Regions from separate parts of the Homo sapiens genome. Here region 2 is linked to region 1. Evidence: chromatin loops called from intact Hi-C (ENCODE). Cell type or tissue: ascending aorta. All regions are shown on one strand. Links, peaks and the distances in the headings refer to the core of each region. The heading gives the core; the rest is flanking DNA.

Evidence for each region. A loop is a pair of places that touch in the nucleus more often than their neighbours do. Peaks named below come from ENCODE experiments on the same cell type or tissue, not always from the same donor. Only the 100,000 strongest peaks of a DNase experiment are listed, where the experiment ranks them.
Region 2: it touches region 1 in a loop (2.1-fold over the local background); 4 of 110 quality-filtered maps call a loop at or near these places.

Annotation. Positions count from the first base shown.
Region 1 is chr11:68,886,036-68,897,575 of GRCh38, reverse strand. MRPL21 (mitochondrial ribosomal protein L21) reads left to right here. Exons shown (of 7, transcript NM_181514.2): 4 at 898-1,061; 5 at 4,121-4,173; 6 at 4,583-4,686; 7 at 6,181-6,298. The coding sequence ends at 6,245. Among named protein-coding and RNA genes, the nearest start is that of MRPL21, 12 kb to the left of the region's middle. In ascending aorta, for the core only: a CTCF peak has its summit at 7,248 (motif pointing right); DNase peaks (open chromatin) are centred at 6,475 and 7,315; H3K4me3 peaks cover 1,255 bases; H3K27ac peaks cover 1,993 bases.
Region 2 is chr11:68,945,715-68,957,254 of GRCh38, reverse strand. No RefSeq gene overlaps it. Among named protein-coding and RNA genes, the nearest start is that of MRGPRD, 30 kb to the left of the region's middle. RefSeq lists a silencer at 837-886 and an enhancer at 9,756-10,619. In ascending aorta, for the core only: a CTCF peak has its summit at 6,771; no DNase peak of the experiment used is centred there.

The sequences.
Region 1 (11,540 bases), core at 5,709-8,208:
AAACATGCAGAGGTATCAGGACTCATGTCGACCTGGAGCCCGTGTCAGAAGGGACAGGATCATTAGCCACTCTTGCCATGATCCTCGCTTTCCAGAACACTGGAAATCAAGATCCTCGAGTGGAATCTTCTTATATGTTAAATACCGTTTGAGATTCCGTGCGAGTGAAACAAGTCTGCCAAGAGTTTCACCCTCGGTGCTGGTGCTTCTGGTGTTGACAGTGTTTCCAGGGCAGGCACTCTGTCGTCCCTTCTGTGTGTCTCGCCCTCGGTCAGGCCGGGGGGTCGGTGCCCATTAAATGCTTGTTCAGAGTAAACGGTGCAGAAGAGAGGGGACTGTGACCTGGGTCAGAGCAGAGATAACAGGAACTGAGCACGGAGCCCCTCTGGGCACAGGCGTGCAGGGGGAACGCGTCCTGCCCCAGGGGTGGGATATGGGGTTGGGATACGGGGGGCTCCTCATTGCAAAGTCCTCTCCTTTCGCTTCCTGGGGTTTGCACACTTCTGGTCTGCTGGCTCCTCATTCTCATGAGAATGAACCAGGTGGAGGGTTTCGCCCACCCTAGAGTTGTAGAAACCTAGCCAGGCGTGCCGAGTGCTTAGGCGAGGGAGTTGCATGAGGCGGTTTGGGCGTTCTCTGCAGTCTTGGGGAGCTTCCTTCTGTGAAAGCCCCATGTGCCACAGTGCTGGTGCTCCTGAAGCAGCAGACTGACCCTGTGCCTGCCCTTGTGCCTGCAGGGGGTGGAGCAGGGGCTGGGCCGCCAGCAGTGAGGTGCTCACAAGGGGTGCTGGCTGTCAGGTCCACCCTAGGGCCCCACCACCAGGAGCTGCACATCACACTGCAGCGCGTGGGGGAGCAGGTGAGGGTGACTGCCCACCCACCCGCCTTCCCCTGCAGAGGTCGTGAAGAAGGTGAATGAGATGATCGTCACGGGGCAGTATGGCAGGCTCTTTGCCGTGGTGCACTTTGCCAGCCGCCAGTGGAAGGTGACCTCTGAAGACCTGATCTTAATTGGAAATGAACTAGACCTTGCGTGTGGAGAGAGAATTCGACTGGAGAAGGTGAGACCACCGAGCTTCTCTGGATATTCAGGGACTCAGCCACCAAGTATGTAATCTCCACGCCCCAGCTCACACGGAGGAGGGACCCTCGCCGACCCCGTCTCAGGTGGAGGCCAACAAAGCTGAGGCTCAGAAGGGACTTTGGGGGGCGCCCACGGCGGGGCTGGGGTCCAAGGGCAGGGCAGGCTTCCACTGCTCTGAGGGCGGTGCCTGGCCCAGCAGGTCTGCTCCCTGGAGGAAGGGAGACAGCACATAAAACAGTGCTGAGGGCAGAAACATGTCTTTATTGTGTTCCAGTCTTATTAGTATATTCCCATAGAAAAATGCTTGATTGCAAAGATAATAAAAATCCCGGTTAAGGATGTAGTGCACTTTATAGCCCCTGTCTATGAGGAAAAAACTGTTAAGTTTCTGCTAAGACAGTACTCTGTCATTAGCTTTGACAGCTGCTGCTGTTTTTAAATAGTAAACACTGGTTGACAGGCATTTCCCTGGGTGCTAATTTACCTCACCGACCATTCAAAACTGCATGGTCTAGGCCAGGCATGGTGGCTCACACTGGTGACCCACCACATTGGGAGGCCAAGGTGGGGGATTGCTTGAACTCAGGAGTTCAAGACTAGCCTGGGCAACATGGTGAGACCTCAGAGACCTCATCTCTACTAAAATTCCAAACAATTAGGTGGGCATGGTGGCACACACATGTAGTCCCAGCTATTTGTGGGGCTGAAGTAGAAGGATCATTTGAGCCTGGGAAGTTGAGGCTGCAGTGAGCCGTGATTGGCCACTGCACTCGAGCCTGGGCAACACAGCGAGACCCTGTCTCAAAAAAAACTGCATGGTTTGTCTGTTTATTATTATTTTTCAGACTCAGTCTCGCTCTGTCACCCAGGCTGGAGTGCAATGGCGCAGTCTTGGCTCACTGCAACCCCCACCTCCTGGGTTCAAGTGATTCTCCTGCCTCAGCCTCCCGAGTAGCTAGGATTACAGGTGCATGCCACCACGCCCTGCTAATTTTTATATTTTTAGTTGAGATGGGGTTTCACCATATTGGTCAGGCTGGTCTCGAACTCCTGACCTCAGGTGATCCACCTGCCTTGGCCTCCCAAAGCGCTGGGATTATAGGCATGAGCCAACGTGCCTGGCCAGTCTGTTTATTTAGCTAGGCATTTCTAGCCTTCAGCTATGATTCTATTTGCTGGGGGCGTCTATTTGATTTTTGCCTACTCTTTTTTTTTGTTTGTTTGTTTGAGAAGGAGTTTTGCTCTTGTTGTCCAGGCTGGAGTACAGTGGCACAATCTCGGCTCACTGCAACCTCTGCCTTCCGGGTTCAAGTGATTCTCCTGCCTCAGCCTCCTGAGTAGCTGGGATTACAGGCATGCACTACCATGCCTGGCTAATTTTGTATTTTTAGTAGAGATGGGGTTTCTCCATGTTGGTCAGGCTGGTCTTGAACTCCCAACCTCAGGCAGTCTGCCCGCCTCGGCCTCCCACAGTGTTGGGATTACAGGCGTGAGCCACCACGCCCGGCCTGCCCACTCTTTTTATAAAATTATAATTACCTCTGCAACAGGTAATTTTTCTGGGATGCTTAATTATCAATATAAGTTACATGGTTTTCTTTATGAATTAAAGCTCCTCCTCTGAAGGCAGATGTTTGCATATTTGAAACATTTCACATTAACAAAAAATTCTAGAAAGCCCCTCCTAAGCAGATTGTTTTTTATAACAGGAAACCCAGTGGGAGTGCACATGTCATGCTGAAACAAACTCTAAAAATACTTATTTTATTATTTGTCACTATCTAACATGCGTGTCCGCTGAGTTTGTTATATGATATACTTTGTCTCTAGACATTTAAGTTGAGTATGATTGGATTTTTTCTTATCAGTAAAATTTAAGATGATCTCCAACATCTAATAAAAACACTGTAGGCCGTGCGTGGTGGCTCACGCCTGTTATCCCAGCACTTTGGGAAGCCGAGGCGGGCAGATCACCTGAGGTCAGTTTGAGACCAGCCTAGCCAACATGGTGAAACCCCATCTCTAATAAAAATACCAAAAAAAATTAGCCGGGGTTTGTGGTGGGCGCCTGTAGTCCCAGCTACTCAGGGGGCTGAGGCAGGAGAATCACTTGAACCTGGGAGGCAGAGGTTGCAGCAAGCCAAGATCACGCCACTGCACTCCAGCCTGGGTGACAGAGCGAGACTCTGGGTCACAAAAAGAAGAAAGAACACTGTTGCATTTGGAAGCAAAGATGTCTTCATCTGCAGCCACACTTGGTGTCGTGATTTCCCGGCATTGAGAATGGTTGCCTGGCTCTTGAGAATTTTGCAGTCGTTAAAAGAATACAGGAGAGCCTCAATCATTGCAATATTAGTAGAACTGTAAACTGCGCCAAGAGACACAATGGTATGATTTGTGCTTTTTCTCTCTATGTTATGCTTTGATAGAAAGGGTTTTGTTTTTTTTTGTTTATTTGTTTTCTTTGAGACAGAGTCTCGCTCTGTCGCCCAGGCTGGAGTGCAGTGGTGCAATCTCAGCCTCCTGAGTAGCTGGGACTACAGGTGCATGCCGCCACGCCCAGCTAAGTTTTTGTATTTTTTTAGTAGAGACTAATTTCACCGTGTTAGCCAGGATGGTCTCCATCTCCTGACCTTGTGATCCACCCACCTCGGCCTCCCAAAGTGCTGGGATTACAGGCATGAGCCACCGCACCTGGCCGGAGATAGAAAGGGTTTTTGAAGTCACCGTTGGTATGAGGATTACAGCAGCTATCTGGATGCATATCCATGGTATCTAATAATCAAATTGTGCGTCTCCTCTGAGGGTTGGAGCATTTCCCTTAGGCAGCCCCACGGCTGTGCAGTGCTGCCACTTGTCAGCTCACAGCCCCGGTTGTAGATATTAAAGAGATCATTAGACAGCAGATGAAATTCATGTCACAATGTTTTCAGTCTTTCTCATTTTGTGTGGTGTTGACATCACTACCTGTTATTAGCAACTGTTCTTACTCATCGTAATGAGCCACTGATGAAACACACCTGTTGAATTTTTCAGGTCCTGCTGGTTGGGGCAGACAACTTCACGCTGCTTGGCAAGCCACTCCTCGGGTAATGGCTGTGAAGTGCTGGGCTTTGTCTGGGGCTCCAGGGCTGGACATGCAGACAGTGGTCACAGTGCAATTAGGCCAGGTGGGGAGTTGCATTCATATTCTTTGTTGACACCAAACACAACATTTATACTTAATAATAGTGGACATTTAGGGCCCATGAGAACATCCAGACCAAATTATTGGTCTCTTGCTGTTTCATGACAGTGTGGTCCTCTGAAGATTTGTTCAGACTCCCTGGAACTGTTCTTTGTGGTCCTTTTTCGTGGTTTTCAAAATGTTTCCATTGAGGGCGTATTACTTTTATAATCAACAAAAGAGAAAGTATAACTTCATTTTAGAAATTCTCACCTAAGGCATTTGAAAAATAATCCAAAAGGTACATTATTGTTGATTTTTCTTCCTTCTAGAAAGGATCTTGTTCGAGTAGAAGCCACAGTCATTGAAAAGACAGAATCATGGCCAAGAATCATTATGAGATTCAGGAAAAGGAAAAACTTCAAGAAGAAAAGAAGTAAGTTAGAGAAAGTACCGCTGGGCCCTGTTGCACGGTGCTGGTTGCCCAGGCGCATGCGGACGGAGGGTGTGGGGCACGTGGGTCTCGGGACAGGAAGCCCAGGCAGGTCTCAACCTGGCTGCCACTGCCCACTTGCCACCCTCATCCTAGAGGGAGCACCCAGAGGGTCCAGCCTCGCTCCCCTTCTCCTCCACGCTCCACGCGTGACCCCACCTCGCTCCCCTTCTCCTCCACGCTCCGCACGTGACCCCACCTCGCTCCCCTTCTCCTCCACCCTCCGCGCGTGACCCCACCTCGCTCCCCTTCTCCTCCACCCTCCGCGCATGACCCCACCTCGCTCCCCTTCTCCTCCACCCTCCGCGCGTGACCCCACCTCGCTCCCCTTCTCCTCCACCCTCCGCGCGTGACCCCACCTCGCTCCCCTTCTCCTCCACCCTCCGCGCGTGACCCCACCTCGCTCCCCTTCTCCTCCACCCTCCGCGCGTGACCCCACCTCGCTCCCCTTCTCCTCCACCCTCCGCGCGTGACCCCACCTCGCTCCCCTTCTCCTCCACCCTCCGCGCGTGACCCCACCTCGCTCCCCTTCTCCTCCACCCTCCGCGCGTGACCCCACCTCGCTCCCCTTCTCCTCCACCCTCCGCGCGTGACCCCACCTCGCTCCCCTTCTCCTCCACCCTCCGCGCGTGACCCACCTCGCTCCCCTTCTCCTCCACCCTCCGCGCGTGAACCCACCTCGCTCCCCTTCTCCTCCACCCTCCGCGCGTGAACCCACCTCGCTCCCCTTCTCCACCCTCCACGCGTGACCCCACCTCGCTCCCCTTCTCCTCCACCCTCCACGCATGACCCCACTTTGTTCCAACCCATGACGCCTAGCACTGTCCCCAAAGCAGCAGTGAATCCGCAAGCAGGTGTAGGGCTGTCCTAGCAGGTCTGCACTGAGGACATCCCCCATAGTGGGCATCCTGAGGGATGGCACCCACGGGGCATGGGCCACATAGCTGAGCGGCTGCAGAATTCTGTCCCTCACAGCTCTTGCTATAACTGCAGTTGCCGGCCTAAACCACCAACAGTGGGCATAGTTAAATATACCCAGAATACTGGTATTGGCTGTCACCTTAGAGTCATCTGGGTAGGGGAGCCTCTCATGTACCTTCTGACACTTCCAGGTAGCCTCAAGGTCACTCAGGTGGGGCCATCCTCCCACGCACTCCAGAAGTCACAGCATAGACAGTGTGGGAGGAGAGGTGAGGTGCCAGCGCAGGGCACTCCTGGCCATGAGGCGTCTGGTGTCCCAGCCTCTGCACCTGCCAACAGAGTGAACGAACAAGCTAGCGAGGCAGTCAGTGCACACCTGGAGATAAACACGGCCATGTGCAGCAGGGGACGTTGCCGGGGTCGCGCTGGCTGGGGAGGGCTGTGTGCAGAGCCCCTGCTGTAACTGATGACAACAGTCAGGGTCTGTGGTCAAGCCTGTGACATCCTTTCTTTCAGTCGTCACGACCCCGCAGACTGTCCTCCGGATAAACAGCATTGAGATTGCTCCGTGTTTGTTGTGATTACCGAGTTAATACTTACAAAAGGATAAAAATAAACTCCTGCTTCCCAAGGAGACCAGGTTTCTGTGTTCTGGTTTAAAGCCGTGCATGCCTGTTGTAGATAGTTTAACTGGAGCAGCATGTCTGTAAGCACCAGGCCCCCGAGCCAGAGAAAACAGGAACTCGGGGAGAATGACAAGCATGGCCCTCCCAGGGCTGGATAAATAGTATTCTTGGCAGCCCTCCACCCCATGTGGCGGCGGCAGGGCCCAGGGGAGTGGGGCGGGGACGCAGCTGGGACTTGGAGCTGACATCAAGAGAGGCGCAACCTAGATTCCACGAGATGGACAAGAACAGCAAATTCCATCTGAGTAATCGAAACAGATCTGTCGCCAGCGGGGCTTTTGTAAGGCTGGGGTTCAGAGCAGGTGGCCTCGGGTCCCTGCTCCTGGCCCTTCTGCCTCACACAGTCGAGCAGGGGCAGGGATCACAGTGCAGGGGGAGTGACACAGCGCAGCAGGGATCCAGGAGGGCTGGGCAGGACAGGAGGAGGGACAGCTGGGGAGTGGGCACAGCACATTCTGGGAGCTGACAACAGCAGGGACAGAGCAGAGGCCCAGGCTGTGCTGAACTCAGTCTTGGAAGTAGCAGGCAGACCCAGAGGGCTTGGGCTGCTGGGATCGATAGGGGTGGCTGAGGCAGGCAGCAGGGCCTGCTGGGAGCTACCCAGGTGAGAAGGGACAGGGTCCTGGAGCCAGAGTAGCGAAGGAACCAGCAAAGGGAAGGGCCTGGGCGTGGGGATGAGGGGCTCTCAGATGATGCCAGGCCCCTGGTTTGGTTCATTCACAAAGACAGAGCCATCCTCCAAAAGAAGAGTTAGGGCTTCAAGTGACAAGATACAAACCTGTAATCCGACCCGGCTAAGTATTTTCCCCAGGAGTCCTACAGGGAGTCGCTCTGAGATCTGGAGATAAGAAAACCCCTCAGGTGCCCAGCGCCCTGGTAGGTGCTGGCCCAGCTCCCCCATCGTGTTCTCCGCGTGCAGCAGGGGGCGCCAGCCCAGTGGGCTGAGCGCTCCTGGTCCCGCCCATCCCGGGCATCCTGAATTTGGAGACGTGAGAACCCAGAGAGTCAGGCCTCCAGGGCTCCACATGGGTTGGAGCGAAGCTGGGGGTGGTGGGAGGGACCTGGGGCTGTGGTGTGCTTGCGTCTTTAATGCAGCCACATCTGGAAGTAATAAATTTCTAAATGCGGTAGCTCATGCTATCTCCATCTGAAAGTGATGTCTCTAGAATCATGAGGCCTCGCATCCTTTCCCCTTACCCACCCCCTCTCTAGGTTCTCTCCCAGCCAGCCCAGCAGCGTCTCGTGTGGTCTCTGTTCTATGTGGAGGTTATAGGATGTTTAAGACGGGAATCGTTGGCCTATTCCATATTCTTTGACATAAGCACATCTCCATTTCTTACTATGCTTGAAATAAAAAACAGGTTCTGGAGACTCCTGCTGCAGTCAGGCAGTTCAGCTTGGTGGTGGGGTGGGGTGTAAGCATGGGTTCTGCAGCTAGAGAGCTGAGTGTGAATCCCAGACCCACCGCAGTGAGCTGGGTGTGATCTTGAGCAAGTTACCCAGCCCCTGTCTCATCTGTCAAATGGGGGTCATCCTAGCACCAAACCTAATGCGTTGCTGTGAGGAATCCAGCAGTTAGCAAGCCACCCACAGCAAGTGCTCAGTCAGTGTTCACTATTTGTATTACCTACAGCCACTGCCGTCTGGGGAACTGTTTGGTGACATGCCTATAAAATATTACCAATATTGGCTGGGTGTGGTGGCTCACGCCTATAATCCCAGCACTTTGGGAGGCTGAGGCGGGCAGATCACTTGAAGTCAGGAGTTTGAGACCAGCCTGGCCAACATGGTGAAACCCTGTCTCTACTAAAAATACAAAAATTAGCCAGGTATGGTGGCGTGCACCTGAAATCCCAGCTACTGGGGAGGCTGAGGCAAGAGAATCGCTTGAGCCCCAGAGGCAAAGGCTGCAGTGAGCAGAGATAACGCCACTGCACTCCAGCCTGGGAGACAGAGTGAGACTCTGTCTCAATAAATAAATAAATATATATATATATAAATATATAAAATATTATCAATATCAAACTGGTGAAAGTTAACTCCTTTTAAAAACTAGACAAGTTTCCTCAAATTATCACACGATCCAGCAGTTCCACTTCTGGGGCTATACACAAAGGAATTGACAACAGGGTCTTTTTTTTTTAAGATGGAATTTTGCTCTTGTTGCCCAGGCTGGAGTGCAGTGGTGTGATCTCGACCCACTGCAACCTCCACCTCCTGGGTTCAAGTGATTGTCGTGCCTCAGCCTCCTGAGTAGCTGGGATTACAGGCGTGCACCACCACACCCGGCTAATTTTTTGTATTTTTAGTAGAGACGGGTTTTCACCATGTTGGCCAGGCTGGTCTCAAACTCCTGGCCTTAAGCAATCCTCCCACCTTGGCCTCTCAAAGTGCTGGAATTACAGGCATGAGCCACCGTGCCTGGCCACAAGTTAACTATATAAATGCAATAGTCTCTATAAAATCCTGTAGTGAAATCCTATGATTTTGTGTTATCTTGGCATTCATTTTTAATCTTCCTCTAACACACCTGAGCTCCTTTTAAAATGCTTACTTTCTCTCGTTGTGCTTTGAATGAAATATAAATTTGCTACCCTGGTTTCTCAAAAACTCTGTAAGGGCTTCAGCTATAACTTGTTCCATTTACAGTGGCATAATTTAGTCTAACTGTCCTTTTAAACCAGTGAGTTTTGCCTATCTTGTGGCTAAAATTTAAAAATCAAAGCTATAAGATTTGTATTTATGTTTGTTTGTATTTGTATTAATACATGTGTATACATGTCTGTTGGTATACTGTCTACTTGGTACCAAACTGACTTACAAATAAGCAAGTCCTCATTATTAATAAGCCAAAGGCTGGGCGTGGTGGCTCATGCCTGTAATCCCAGCACTTTGGGAGGCCGAGGCATGTGGATCAGCCAAGGTCAGGAGTTCGTGACCAGCCTGACCAACATGGTGAAACCCCATCTCTACTAAATACAAAAAATTAGCCAGGCGTGGTGGCATGCGCCTGTAATCCCAGCTACTTGGGAGGCTGAGGTAGGAGAATCGCTTGAACCTGAGAGGCGGGGGTTGCAGTGAGCCAAGATCACGCCATTGTTACACTCCAGCCTGGGTGACGAGCGAAACTCCGTCTCAAAAAAAAAAAAAAAAAAAAAAAAAAAAAAGCCTAAATGCTTTTCAAGTTCACATGACTTTAGTAATCTTTGATAAATGAAACTAGTTTTAAAACTGTTGGTGCCCAGGCATGGTGGTTCACACCTGTAATCCCAGCACTTTGGGAGGCCGAAGTGGGAGGATCGCTTGAAGCCAGGAGTTTGAGACCAGCCTGGGCAACACAAGACCCTACCTCTATTTAAAATTTTAAAAACTCACAGAAAGTAGTTAGATGAAAAATAAAAGGCTAAAAAATAAAATGAAATAAACTTAATAACTTCTGGTAAAATAAGATAAAAATATCTGCAGAATTTCAAACATTTCTGCCTGGGTCTATAGGTCAGAGTAATTTATACAATCTTGGTTAGATGTTTTAAGGTCATAAAACTGTTGCTTCTGTGATTTTTGTTTCTTGTTTTTTTTTCTTTTTGTGAGAGAGTCTTGTTCTGTCGCCCAGGCTGGAGTGCAGTGGCAGGATCTCAGCTCACTGCAACCTCTGCCTCCCAGGTGCAAGCAATTCTCCTGTCTCCGCCTCCCAAGTAGCTGGGATTACAGGTGTGCACCACCATGCCAGTTAATTTTTTTTTTTTTTTTTTTTGTATTTTTAGTAGAGATGGGGTTTCACCATATTGGTCAGGCTGGTCCCAAACTCCTGATCTCAGGTGATCCACCCACCTCAGCCTCCCAAAGTGCTGGGATTACAGGTGTGAGCCACCATGCGTGGCCACTTCTGTGATATTTTTAATACTTGTTTGTCTGTGACGTCATGTCTTTGGTTTTGAGCTTTTAGATTCTAGGCTTTAGGCAGGTGGCCATGGTAAGTCCTGGTGACATATGCGTGTCCTCAGTGCCTAGGCCAGCAGCTGCTGAGCAGAGCTAAGCCCAATATCGTCCCATCCTCCCTGGCCCAGCTCTGCCTCCTGACCATGCTGGGAGGGGTTGGACCCTCCAGCCATGTCCTCACAGCTCTGTCTCTGTCTTGGGCTATGAACCTGGTACATAACAATTAAAATTGCTTACCCCCTAGGTTTTTCACTGGAAATCAGAGTTACTAAGAGTTAAAACTATAGTTAATACATGTAATTAAAACTACTGGCAGGGCATAGTGGCTCATGCCTGTGATCCTAGCACTTTGGGAGGCTGAGGCAGGCGGATTTCTTGAGCCCAGGAGTTCAAGACCAGCCTGTGCAACATGGCAAAATCCCATCTCTACAAAAAAATACAAAAATTAGATGGGTGTAGTGGTGCATACCTGTAGTCCTAGCTAGTAGGGAGACTGAGGCAAGAGGATGGCTTGAGCCTGAGAGGTTGAGGCTGAGGTGAGCTGTGATTATACCACTGCACTCCAGCCTGGGCAGCAGAGTAAGACCCTGTTAAAAAAACACACACACAACCCAATAAGAAAAACCAGATAAAAGAAAAACAAATTCTGTATGCAAAGTGTACAGAGAAAATAGGGTGTGTTTTTGGTAAGGAGGGTTACAAAAAAACATGAGAATGCAGTTTTGTTAAAGGAAAAGTAATTTTGTCTAGTTTACAGGTTATTTAAAGGTTGTTTTAAATTGAAAAAGTGAAAAATAAAACAATAGATATAGAAAGTTGGAGAAACAGACTCAAAAAGGTTTTTGTAAGAGGTTATAAAAGGTTTGTGGAAATCTTGTGTGGTCAAAGCTGATTAAGATTGGATGAATCTATTTTTGTTTTGTTTTGTTTTGTTTGAGACGGAATCTCGTTCTGTCACCCAGGCTGGAATGCAGTGGCACAATCTCAGCTCACTGCAACTTCTGCCTCCTGGGTTCAAGTGATTCTCCTGCCTCAGCCTCCCGGGTAGCTGGGACTACAGGTGTGCACCACCTTGTTCAGCTGATTTTTTGTATTTTTAGGAGAGACAGGGTTTTGCCATGTTGGCCAGGCTGGTCTTGAACTCCCAGCCTCAAGTGATCTGCCAGCCTCAGCCTCCCAAAGTGCTAGGATTACAGGCATGAGCCACCGTGCCTGGCCTGGACAGATCTATTTTTAAGCTGTTATTAAAAT
Region 2 (11,540 bases), core at 5,422-7,921, 60 kb before region 1:
CCACCACTGCCTCCCATCAGGTGCCCTCCTTGAGCCTCTGTTTTCTCATCTGTGCAACAGGGATACATCCCCCTCCCACCTCCAGCTGCTGTGAAGAAGGGATGTGCAGGTCCTGGGTCCATCTGTCACTGTCACTGGGCAGTGTTATCCCTAAGGTGGAACCCTGGGCCCTTTCAGCAAGAGGGCTTGCAGTAGGTGAGAGCTATCTGGGCACACCCTGCGGGTCAGCATGTGGCCACAGCCACCCTTTCGGGACCCAGTCCAGCCCAGCCTAAGCGGTCCCCCTCTGTCTTGTCCCTGGGCCCACCGAGGGTCAGCTGAAAGATGTCAACCCCACGAGGTACTGCAGGCTCTCAGAGGATGAGCCTTCATCCCAAATAAGGCCATGGTGTATTTGGCTCTCGAACCTAACTACATTTCATTTCCCATAGCAGGACTACTCCTGGAGTCCACATCAAACTTGGAGCATCCAGGTCACCACATGCCAGAGACAACCAGGCACAGGAGCCAAGGGAGGTCCGGGTGACCGGGGGAGGCTGGGGTGATGGAGGAGGCTAGGGTGACAATGGCCCTGGCCTGGCAGCCTCCCCTGCTCTGCTGCAAGACCGCCCACCTCCACCCCCACCCCAGCAGCCCCTCTTGGCCCCTCTGCCGAGGGGAGTGCTGGCCTTTTCCAGACCCGCTCGCTGCAGTCTGACCTGGGGAGCCAGGAGCACACGGGAGAGGGAAGCATAGAGAGAAAACAGAAGTGGCTGTCACGGCTTCCTCCACCCCGAAATTCTTCTTTAAGCAGACATAGAGGAGGGGAAGGTGGGGGGCCACTAAGAGCCCAAGAGACACCACCATCGGGATGGATAAGCTGGCTGCCCCTCCCACTCACAGAGCAGGTGCATGGGCCGTCCCAACACCCCCCCCCCACCACAGCGACCCCCAGTGGCGTGCCAGGGGCTCTAAGAGTGACTCGAGGCTGGCCCTCCACCGGGCAGGCAGCTCCTCCAGCTCGTAAACAAAATGGGCCATCCGGAAGAGGCAGCAAAGCAGGACCTCGGGATACACCACCCCCACCCTGCCCCCACCCCACCCCCAGGCCCCTACCCTGCCCCCACCCCACCCCCAGGCCACCACCCTGCCCCCCAACCCCCAGCCCCCCACCCTACCCCACCCCAACCCTCCATCCTGCCCCCACCCTGCCCCGCCCCACCCCCAGACCCCTACTCTGCCCCAGCACCCCCATCCTGCCCCCGCCCCACCCCAGCCCCCCCACCCTACCCCCACCCTGGTCCCCACCCTCGCCAATTCCCAAAGAATTGCTCCCCAGCGAGGCCCTGTGCAGATGGGCTGTGTGTGGCTGGGAAGGAGGGGGCCATGTACTGAGGGCCCTGAAACTCAAAAGCCTCCCACGAGACCCCCTGCCCCAATCTCAGATCCCCCTCATGCAAATTGCTTCCAGCCATCATGTCCCCACCCAACCGGCTCCCACAGCCCCAGAGTGGCCTGAGACCGGGGGCCTCCACCATCCAGCCTGGACAGGGAGGCCCCTGCTGGATGAGGACCCCACTGCAGTAAGCAATTGGGGACCCCGGGCCATTGAAAGCTGCAGAAGTGAGCTGGCACTCCCTGTTCCCAGGAATTTCTCCCAGGGAAAAGATTTCACTGAAACGACCCCATAGAGCTGCCATGAAGATGAAAGGACACAGTGCAGGTGCAGGACTCGGCGTAACGCCCGGCACGCAACACAAACTCGAACGTGACTTCGCTAATAAAGACTTGGGTGCCGCCCTCCCTCAGGCCAGGGCGGTTCCTGGCGTCATAAGGAAGTTAATCATTCAGGCCCCCACAGCACCGGATACTACTGTTCCCAGCACTATCCTCGTTTTACAGGCGAGGCCACCGAGGTCTGGAGGGGTTTGAGTGGCTTGTCACAAAGCCAGGAGGCAGCAGAAGTGGACTCTGCAGCCAGATGTTGGGGCTCCAGAGCCGTGAGCGAGCATAACCAACGTGCTCTTCTCGCTCTCAGGGGTGGGTACTCGGGGGAAAGTGCGTCTCCTCCCCCGTCTCATGCTCTCCAGCCAACCCCAAGCCCAGCATGGAGCCTGCATCCAAAAACACGGGCGGATGCTTAGTATCCTCCATCGCCAACAAAGCTCAGGCCTGCAACCGGGGCACCAGGTGGGACCAGGACAGGGATGAGGCGCCATTCTGAACACTGGAGGAAAAATCAAAGCGCACACTGGTTGGGGGAGACCCCAGCTCCCTGGGCAGAAAGTTAGAGGATTCTTTACTGGGTGCATTAGTTACCTGGAGAGTAACTATGGCTGCTGGAACAAATGACTGCCAATTTCACGGCTTAAAACAACACAAATGTGTTATTTTACAGTTCTGGAGGCCCAAAGTCTAACACAGGTTGGCAGGGCTGCATTCCTTCTGTAGTCTGTAGGAGAGAATCTGTTCCTTGCCTTTTCTTTCTTTTCTTTCTTTCTTTTTTTTTTTTTTTTTTTTTTTGAGACAGAGTCTCACTCTGATGCCCAGGCTGGAGTGAAATGGCGTGACCTCAGCTCACCGCAACCTCCACCTCCCAGGTTCAAGCGATTCTCCTGCCTCAGCCTCCCAAGTAGCTGGGATTACAAGCACACGCCACCACGCCTGGATAATTTTTGTATTTTTAGTAGAGATGGTGTTTCACCATGTTGGCCAGGCTGGTCTCTAACTCCTGACCTCAGGTGATCTGCCCGCCTTGGCCTCCCAAAGTGCTCAGATTATAGGCGTGAGCCACCACACCCCGCCTGTTCCTTGCCTTTTCTAGCTTCTAGAGGCCACCTGTCAACCTTGGTTGGTGGGCCCTCCCCCATCGTCAAAGCCAGCAGGGTAGCATCTCCAATCTCTCTCTTCCATCACCACATCACCGTGTCTGTCTCTTACATTCATGCCTCTCTCTTTTCAGGACTCTTGTGATTTGATTACACTGGGCCCACCACGATAATTCAGAACAATTTCTTTTCTTTCTTTTCTGTTTTTTGAGACAGGGTCTTGTTCTGTCACCCAGGCTGGAGTGCAGTGGTGCAAGCACAGCTCACTGCAGCCTCCACCTCCTGGGCTCAAGCCATCCTCCCACCTCATCCTCCCAAGTAGCTGAGACTACAGGCATGCATCACCACACTCAGATAATTATTTATTTTTTGTAGAGACGGGGGTCTCACTATGTTGCCCTGGTTGTTCTCAGTTCTCCTGCTGCAGCTTCAGTGCTGGGATTACAGGCGCCAGCCACCACATCTGGCCTCCTAAGAGTTTCTGAGTCTCAAGATTCTTAATCATACCTGCAAAGTCTCCTTTGCCATTTAAGGTAACAAATTCACAGATCCTAGGGATTATGACATGGACAGACAACGCTGGGGAGCTATTATTCTACCACACTGGGGAAAATGGCCTGCCCAAGAGGCAAGAACTCCAGACAGTGATATGAAAGGTTTTCCCCAACGAAATCACTAATGTCCTTGTAAGCTGACAATGAAACCACTAATCAACTCACCCTTCCCCCATCCGCACACCTAGAGCTTTCTGTGAGCTATTAGTGCTGTACTCTTAAATAAAAAGGGAGTTGGTTGGGCGTGGTGGCTCACGCCTGTAATCCCAGCATTTTTCGAGGCCAAGGTGAGCAGATCACGAGGTCAAGAGATTGAGAGGATCCTGGCCAACATGGTGAAACCCTGTCTCTACTAAAAATACAAAAATTAGCTGGGCATGGTGGCATGTGCCTGTAGTCCCAGCTACTCCGGAGGCTGAGGCAGGAAAATCACTTGAACCTGGGAAGTGGAGGTTGCAGTGAGCCAAGATCACGCCACTGCACTCTAGCCTGGAGACAGAGCAAGACTCCGTCTCAAAAAAAAAAAAAAAAAAAAGAGTCTGGCCGGACGCAGTAGGTCATGCCTATAATCCCAGCACTTTGGTAGGCCGAGGCAGGCAGATCACCTGAGGTCAGTGTTCGAGACCAGCCTGGCCAACATGGTGAAATCCCGTCTCTACTAAAAATACAGAAATTAGCCAGGCGTGGTGGCTCATGCCTATAATCCCAGCACTTTGGGAGGCCGAGGCAGGCAGATCACCTGAGGTCAGGGTTCAAGAACAGCCTGGCCAACATGGTGAAACCCCGTCTCTACTAAAAATACAGAAATTAGCCAGGCGTGGTGGCTCATGCCTATAATCCCAGCACTTTGGGAGGCCGAGGCAGGCAGATCACCTGAGGTCAGGGTTCAAGAACAGCCTGGCCAACATGGTGAAACCCTGTCTCTACTAAAAATACAAAAATTAGCCAGGCGTGGTGGCTCATGCCTATAATCCCAACTATTCAGGAGGCTGAGACAGGAGAATCACTTGAACCCAGGAGGCGGAGGTTGCAGTGAGGGCCGGCAAGTCTCCCCGCTGCCCTGCACCTCTGTTTCCTCACCTGAAAACACAGACAGAACATCCACACCTCCCTCCCAGGGGGAGAGTGAGGGCCAAAGGAGACAGTTTTATAAAGAGTCTGGTTCAGAGGCTCGCTGCAAAGGCCTAAATCACTGCTGGCTTTTCAAGACATCCAGAGGACAGACTACCATGAAACCCCACATTTGCACTCCTAAGTAAGTAACCAGGAGAAGGAAAAAGACGTCCACATTAAAACTTGAACACAAATGTTCATAGCAGCATTATTCACAATAGCCAGAAAGTGGAAAAATCGAAATGCCTACCCTGATGAATGGATCAACAAAAAGTGGTGTGCCCACACAGCAGAATGTTATTCTGTCTTAAAAAGAAATGGCGAGGCCGGGCGCGGTGGCTCACGCCTGTGATCCCAGCACTTTGGGAGGCCAAGGTGGGTGGATCACCAGAGTTCAGGAGTTCAAGAGCAGCCCAGCCAACATGGTAAAACCCCGTCTCTACTAAAAATACAAAACAATTAGCTGGGCGTGGTGGTGCACACCTGTAGTCCCAGCTACTTGGGAGGCTGAGGCAGAAGAATCGCTTGAACCTGGGAGGCGGAGGTTGCAGTGAGCTGAGGTCACACCACTGCACTCCAGCCTGGGCGATAGAGCGAGACTCTATTAAAAAAAAAAAAAAAAGGAATGGTGAGCTGACACGCTGCAGCACCAATGAAGCCGAAAGACATGCTCAGTGAAGGAAGCCAGTCACAGAAGGCCGCATGTTGAACAACTCTATGACAGGAAATGTCCAGAAGTGGCAAATCCACTGAGATAAAGTAAATCAGGCCAGGTGTGGTGGTTCATGCCTGTAATCCCAGCACTTTGGGAGACCGAGGCGGGTGGGTTGCTTGAGCTCAGGAGTTTGAGACCAGCCTGGGCAACATGGTGAAACCCCATCTCTACAACAAATACAAAAATTAGCTGGGTGTATTTTTTAGCTGGGTGGCACATGCCTGCAGTCCCAGCTACTCAGGAGGGTGAGATGGGAGGATCACTTCAAGCCAGGAGGTGGAGGCTGCATGCAGTCAGCTGTGATTGTGCCACCGCACTCCAGCCTGGGTGACAGAGTGAAACCTTAAAAACAGAGCTGCCACGGTGGCTCACACCTGTAATCCCAGCACTTCAGGAGGCCAAGGCAGGTAAATTGCTTCAGCCCAGGAGTTTGAGCAGCCTGGGCAACATGGTGAAACCCCATTTCTACAAAAAATACAAAAATTAGCTAGATATTGGTGGCGCATGCCTGTAGTCTCAGCTACAGGGGAGAATGAGGTAGGAAGATCGCTTGAGCCCAGAAGGTTGAAGCTGCAGTGAGCCATGATTGCACCACTGTACTCCAGCCTGGGCAACAGAGCGAGACCCTGCCTCAAAAAAGAAAGAAAATGTAAATCAGATCTTTCCCAGAGGCCCCCAGCCTCTGGGGGCCTCTCTCCTCTGTCCTCCTCTCCGCTGTTCATTAAACAGAACCAGGTTCCCAGGTCCCCCTGGAATCAGGCTCCCAGGTCCACCTAGAATAGGCACAGGTCAAGGGGATAGGCTTGCCGTGACTGGCTGAAACCCCCAAAGGCCATTCCCTGGAGCCACACACCACACCTGGAACCACAGCTGGGTTCTCCTGGCCGGGCTGATGTCAGATGTCTCCCCCAGCAACCAAGGTGCAGAATGTACCAAGGTGTCATGACCTCTGTCAGAGAATCACACAGTTCTCCCAGCAGACAAGCGGGTACTGACACCTGTCATGAGACAGAGCGGGCCTGTGAGAGGAGGAGCTCGGCCCCTGTCCGGCTGACCCAAGTGACAGGAGGAACTCCGACCCTATCCGGCTGACTTTGAAAGGGCCAGGCTGAGAGCTGCATCCACCGCTGCTACAATGAGGACAAAGAGCTCCTACCCCAGGGGGGCTGCAGCCTTCCCTGCTTCTGCTCATGGCGAGGGGCCCCAGGTCTCAGTAGAACTGTCTGGTAGATGCCAATCAGCCTGACATCACTAGAAAACCCGGAATTCTGCATATACATGCATTTCCAGGAGTGTGGGACTTCTGGGTAGCATATGTGCATTAAACAAGAAAGAAATACAATTCTTATTATTAAGAACATTTGGACAGTGCTTTGTGAGCCATTAAAGTCACTCGTCCCCCAAGCCGGAAGCGTGGGGATCTTCCCAGCCCCTCACCCCTGCAGGAGGCCAGTCTGCAAGTTCTGATGACTGAGCCCATGCATAGTCAGCAGATGCGCCCCTGTGTACCCCACCTGACTCTGACTTCTCCAGACTATAGCTGCTGGCAGGTTTTCCACCTCAGACACCTCCTCAAGGCAGCCACCAGAGGGACTTTTCTAAGACACAAACTGGGCCAATTTCCCTCTCCTCACTGCCCAACTCTGGCTCACCCCAGCCCACAGCCACCGAGACCACACAGGCCTGGGATGGAGAAAGAATGTGGAGGACCCCAGACCCACTGGAAATCTGGCCTTTCCTTGGCACTTGCTGAAAAATGGGAGCAGCTGCGACCCCATCAGCTGCCTAACTGGAAAACCAGCAGGAATTGTCCTGTTCTGATTATAGAACCAACATTCATCATTGGAGAAACTTTTTTTTTTTTTAGCTATAAACGAGAGACCAAGAATCACACCAAATCCCAAAGATCAGAGGTGTTTACAATGGCCATATGCCTTTGTATCTTTTCTTTTTCTTTTTTTAATTTTAGAGCCAAGGTCTCACTATGTTTACCCAGGCTGGCCTGGGACTCCTGGGCTCAAGCGATCCTCCTGCCTTGGCTTCCTGAGTAGCTCGGACTACAGGTGTGCGCCACCACACCCAGCTCCATCTTTTCTATGCATATATGTGTGTTTGGCGTACGTTGAGCATGCTGATTTTGTAGTTTTATATCCAACTTTTGTCATTAAGCACTAACATTAAATGATTATGTAATATAATGTGATTATAAAATGATTCTACTGGTTGTTTACAAAGTATCTGCAAAGGGCCAGGTGTGGTGACTCACGCCTGTAACCCCAACACTTTGGGAGGCTGAGGTGAGAGAATCACTTAGCCCAGCAGACCAGTCTGGGCAACAAAGACCCTATCTCTACTAAAAATTTTTTTAAAAAATTATCTGGGCATGGTGGCATGTGTCTGTAGTCCCAGCTACTCAGGAAGCTGAGGTGGGAGGATCTCTGGAGCCCAGGAGGTCGAGGCTACAATGAACCGTGATTGTGCCACTGCACTCCAGCCTGGCCAACAGAGCAAGACCCTGTCTCAAAAAACAAAGTCTCTGCAAAAGATAACTTAAATATTATAGAGCAACAGTCTCCAGCCTTTTTGGCACCAGAGACCGGTTTCGTGGAAGATAATTTCTCCATGGGCCAGGCCGTGGGGCGGCAGGGGGAATGATTTCAGGATGACCCAAGCGCATGACATTTATTGCACACTTTATTTCTATTATTGACATTGTAATATATAATAAAATAATTCTACAATTCACCATAATGTAGAATCAGTGGGAGCCCTGAGCTTCTTTCCCTGCAACTAGACAGTCCCATCTTAGGGTGATGGGAGACAGTGACAGATCATCAGGCATCAGAGTCTCATAAAGGAGCACGCAGCCTGGATCCCTCGCATGCGCAGTTCACAATAGGGTTCGCGCTCCTATGAGAATCTAACGCCGCCGCTGATCTGACGGGAGGCGGAGCTCGGGCGGTGACGCGAGCAGTGAGGAGTGGCTGTAAATACAGATGAAGCTTCACGGGTGCACCCACCACTCACCTCCTGCTGTGAGGCCCAGTTCCTAACAGGTCATGGACCCGTACCCCTGGGACCCCCTGATCTAGAGAAACATCCATGTAAAGTTAGCGGATTGAACACACACATCTACATAAGGCCACTAAATAAATTGATGCCACAGAATCACCTAAAGGCTCAGGAACTGGGGGCCTTGGGAGCCCAAGAAGTGGGGTGGGAAGGAGCTAAAATAAGGCGGGTGGATGGAAGTCTTTAAAAGAAGCAATCAGTCATGGAGACAGAAAATGAACAGAGATTCCAGGGGCTGGGGGGTTGGTATTTGATGGGGATGGAGTTTCCATGTGGGAAGATGAGAAAGTTCTGGAGACAGATGGTGGTGATGGTTGCACAATGCTGGGAATGTAAGGGATGCCGCTGAGTTGTACACTTGCTTACACAATGGTTAAAATGTTAAATTTCATGTTATAGATATTTTACAATTTTTATGAAAGCAGCAGCAATCAGATCTTCTAATCCCATCTGCTACTCAGAGAAGCCTCCTCCTCTACTCTGAGAAAAGACCAAATACCCGACTAGGCTCTGCAGTGGGTAAAACAGAATGAGTCTGCCTGAGGGTCCCAAGGCATAGCTGGGCGGGGGAACCCCGTACTGAGTGGAGGGTGAGTAAGCAGGTGTATGAACAGAGACTGTGATTGCAACCTGGCACATCCAGGGGGAAAGACTTCTGGTCCCTGGCTCAACGGCCGGGCAGCTGATGCCTCAGTGAAGCCCACAGTCAGCGAGCCCTCCGCACGGTCTTGGAGAGTCAGTCCCTGGCTGATAGGAGGGGACAACTACCAGAATCTGCAGAAAGCCACGATGCGAAAGGCAGACGGAAGCCATTTGTAATCGAAACACTGCAGGAAAAAGAAAGCAGCAAACAATACAAAACCACACCCACAGACAGAAAAGAGAAGACGCAGCCCCACAGGGAGAGCACTGCAAAAAGGGACATGAGGGAAGGGCTCTTCGATGCTGAAAGGAAAATGGTGTGAATTTTTAAAACCTAAACAAAAATAAAATGGTTGGAAAATAAGGCTGAGGAACATCTCATTGTTTAAAAAAGGAAGAGATGGAGAGATAGAAAACAGGAAAAAAGATGTAAGAAGGCCAGAGGCAGTGGCGCACGCCTGTAATCCCAGCCCTTTGGAAGGCTGAGGCAGGTGGATCACTTGAACCCTGGAGGCTGAAGCTTCAGTGAGCTATAATCGCACCAGTGCACTCCAGCCTGGGTCACACACTGAGACCCTGACTCAAAAGCAGCGACGGCCTGGTGCGGTGGCTCACGCCTGTAATCCTAGCAGTTTGGGAGGCCGAGGCGGGTGGATCACTTGAGGTCAGGAGTTCGAAATTAGCCTGGCCACATGGCAAAAACCTGTCTCTACTAAAAGTATAAAAACATTAGCTGGGTGTGGTGGCGGGCACCTGTCATTCCAGGTGTAATTCCAGCTACTCGGGAGGCTGAGGCAGGAGAATCGCTTGAACCCAGGAGGCGGAGGTTGCAGTGAGCTGAGATTGCGACACTGCACTCCAGCCTGGGCAACAAGAGCAAAACTCCATCTCAAAAAACAGCAACAACAACAAACCCAGAAACTGATTCTCTCTCTTCAAGATAAAATCTCGAGGGGCGGCCCTGTCCTGCCACTTCCAGCTTCTGGGGGCTCCACGTTCCTTGGCCTGTGGCTGCACCACGCCAGCCTCTGCCTGTGTTTGCAGGCAGCCTCCTTCTCTTCTCACATGTCTCTTAGACGGACACCTGTCATTGGATTTAGGGACCATCCAGGTAACCCGGGATGATCTCCTCTCAAGAACCTTTACTTAATTACATCTGCGAAGACTCTTTTCCCAGATAAGGTCACATTCGCAGGTTTGGGGATTAGCATATGGATTTACCTGTGGGGAGGGAAGCGCTCAGTCCACTCCCCGGGGCAGACCAGGCACTGGATTCTGGAGGCGCTGCACTCACCTGCCTACTAAACATCCCAGGAGAAATGTGAGTGGTATTTGGAGTGTGGGGAGGGATCAAAGCTGGAGATAATCAGCACATGACTGGCACCTAGGGCTGCGAGGCTGGGGACTGACGCTCAAGTCCGGTGCCCAGAAGGCAGCCTGAGCCGGGGGCATGCGACTCACTGGGCGACTCTCAGGGTGGGTGCTGGGGAGCTAAGCAAACATGGGGTCTCAGCAGGGGACAAGGTCGGCCTGACCCTACCGCAGCCCCAGGGCCAAATTTCACCTCAGGGTCGGTGCCACCTTGAGACAAGCACCGGCCTCTCGAATCTCCATGTTCACTGTGCTCTGTCCAAATTCTTGAGCCACAGAACCCATGAATGTGATAAATGGCTGTTTTGGGTAGATGTGTTATGCAGCCATAGTAACTGGAACAGCTTTTTTTTTTTTTCCTCTGATGAATCAGAAAGCCTGCCTTACCATCTAGTTTCATAGTGAGAGCCTGGCTCAGATCCCACTTCGTAACTGGCCGTTTTTGTTCCTTTGGCCCACAGGAAAAAAGGCTCCAGGCCGCCCCTGCTCCTGACCAGACGAGGACCCTAGCAGGTCCACAGCGTCCCCTCCTCGGCCAGCTGTTTCTTTTTCTTTCTTTTTTTTTTTTTGAGACAGAGTCTCGCTCTGTCGCCCAGGTTGGAGTGCAGTGGCGCGATCTGGGCTCACTGCAACCTCCGCCTCCCAGGTTCAAGCAATTCTCCTGCCTCAGCCTCCCGAGTAGCTGGGATTACAGGCATGTGCCACCATGCCCGGCTAATTTTGTATTTTTAGTAGAGACGGGGTTTCACCATGTTGGGCCAGGCTGGTCTCAAATTCCTGACCTCAGGTGATCCGCCCGTCTCGGCCTCCCAAAGTGCTGGGATTACAGATGTGAACCATCGCACCCAGCCAGCCCTGTTTCTCTCTGTGGTCTGGAACACGGGGGTGTTTATCTTGAGTGTGGCTATATGTTTTCAAAACTCTTTCCATTTTCGCTGAGTCAGAGACGGGTTGTGGGGGCCGTGCCTCTAAGTGTAAACTTGCAATGTCTCCATGACCAGAAGGCTGCCCTCATGATGGGGACGGGAGGAGCCTGTGGTATTAGCGTAAGGATGGACAGATGAATGGCACAGAATTGAGAACCCAGAAATGAACCCCTCCATTTATGCTCAAACAATATTTAACACGATGCCAAGGAAATTCCGTGAAGAAACAGGAGTCTTTCAACAATTGCTGAGACAACTGGAGATCCGCATGCAACAACCAACCAACCAAACCAACCAACCTTTGGCCCTTGCCTTATACCAATACCATACATGAAAATGA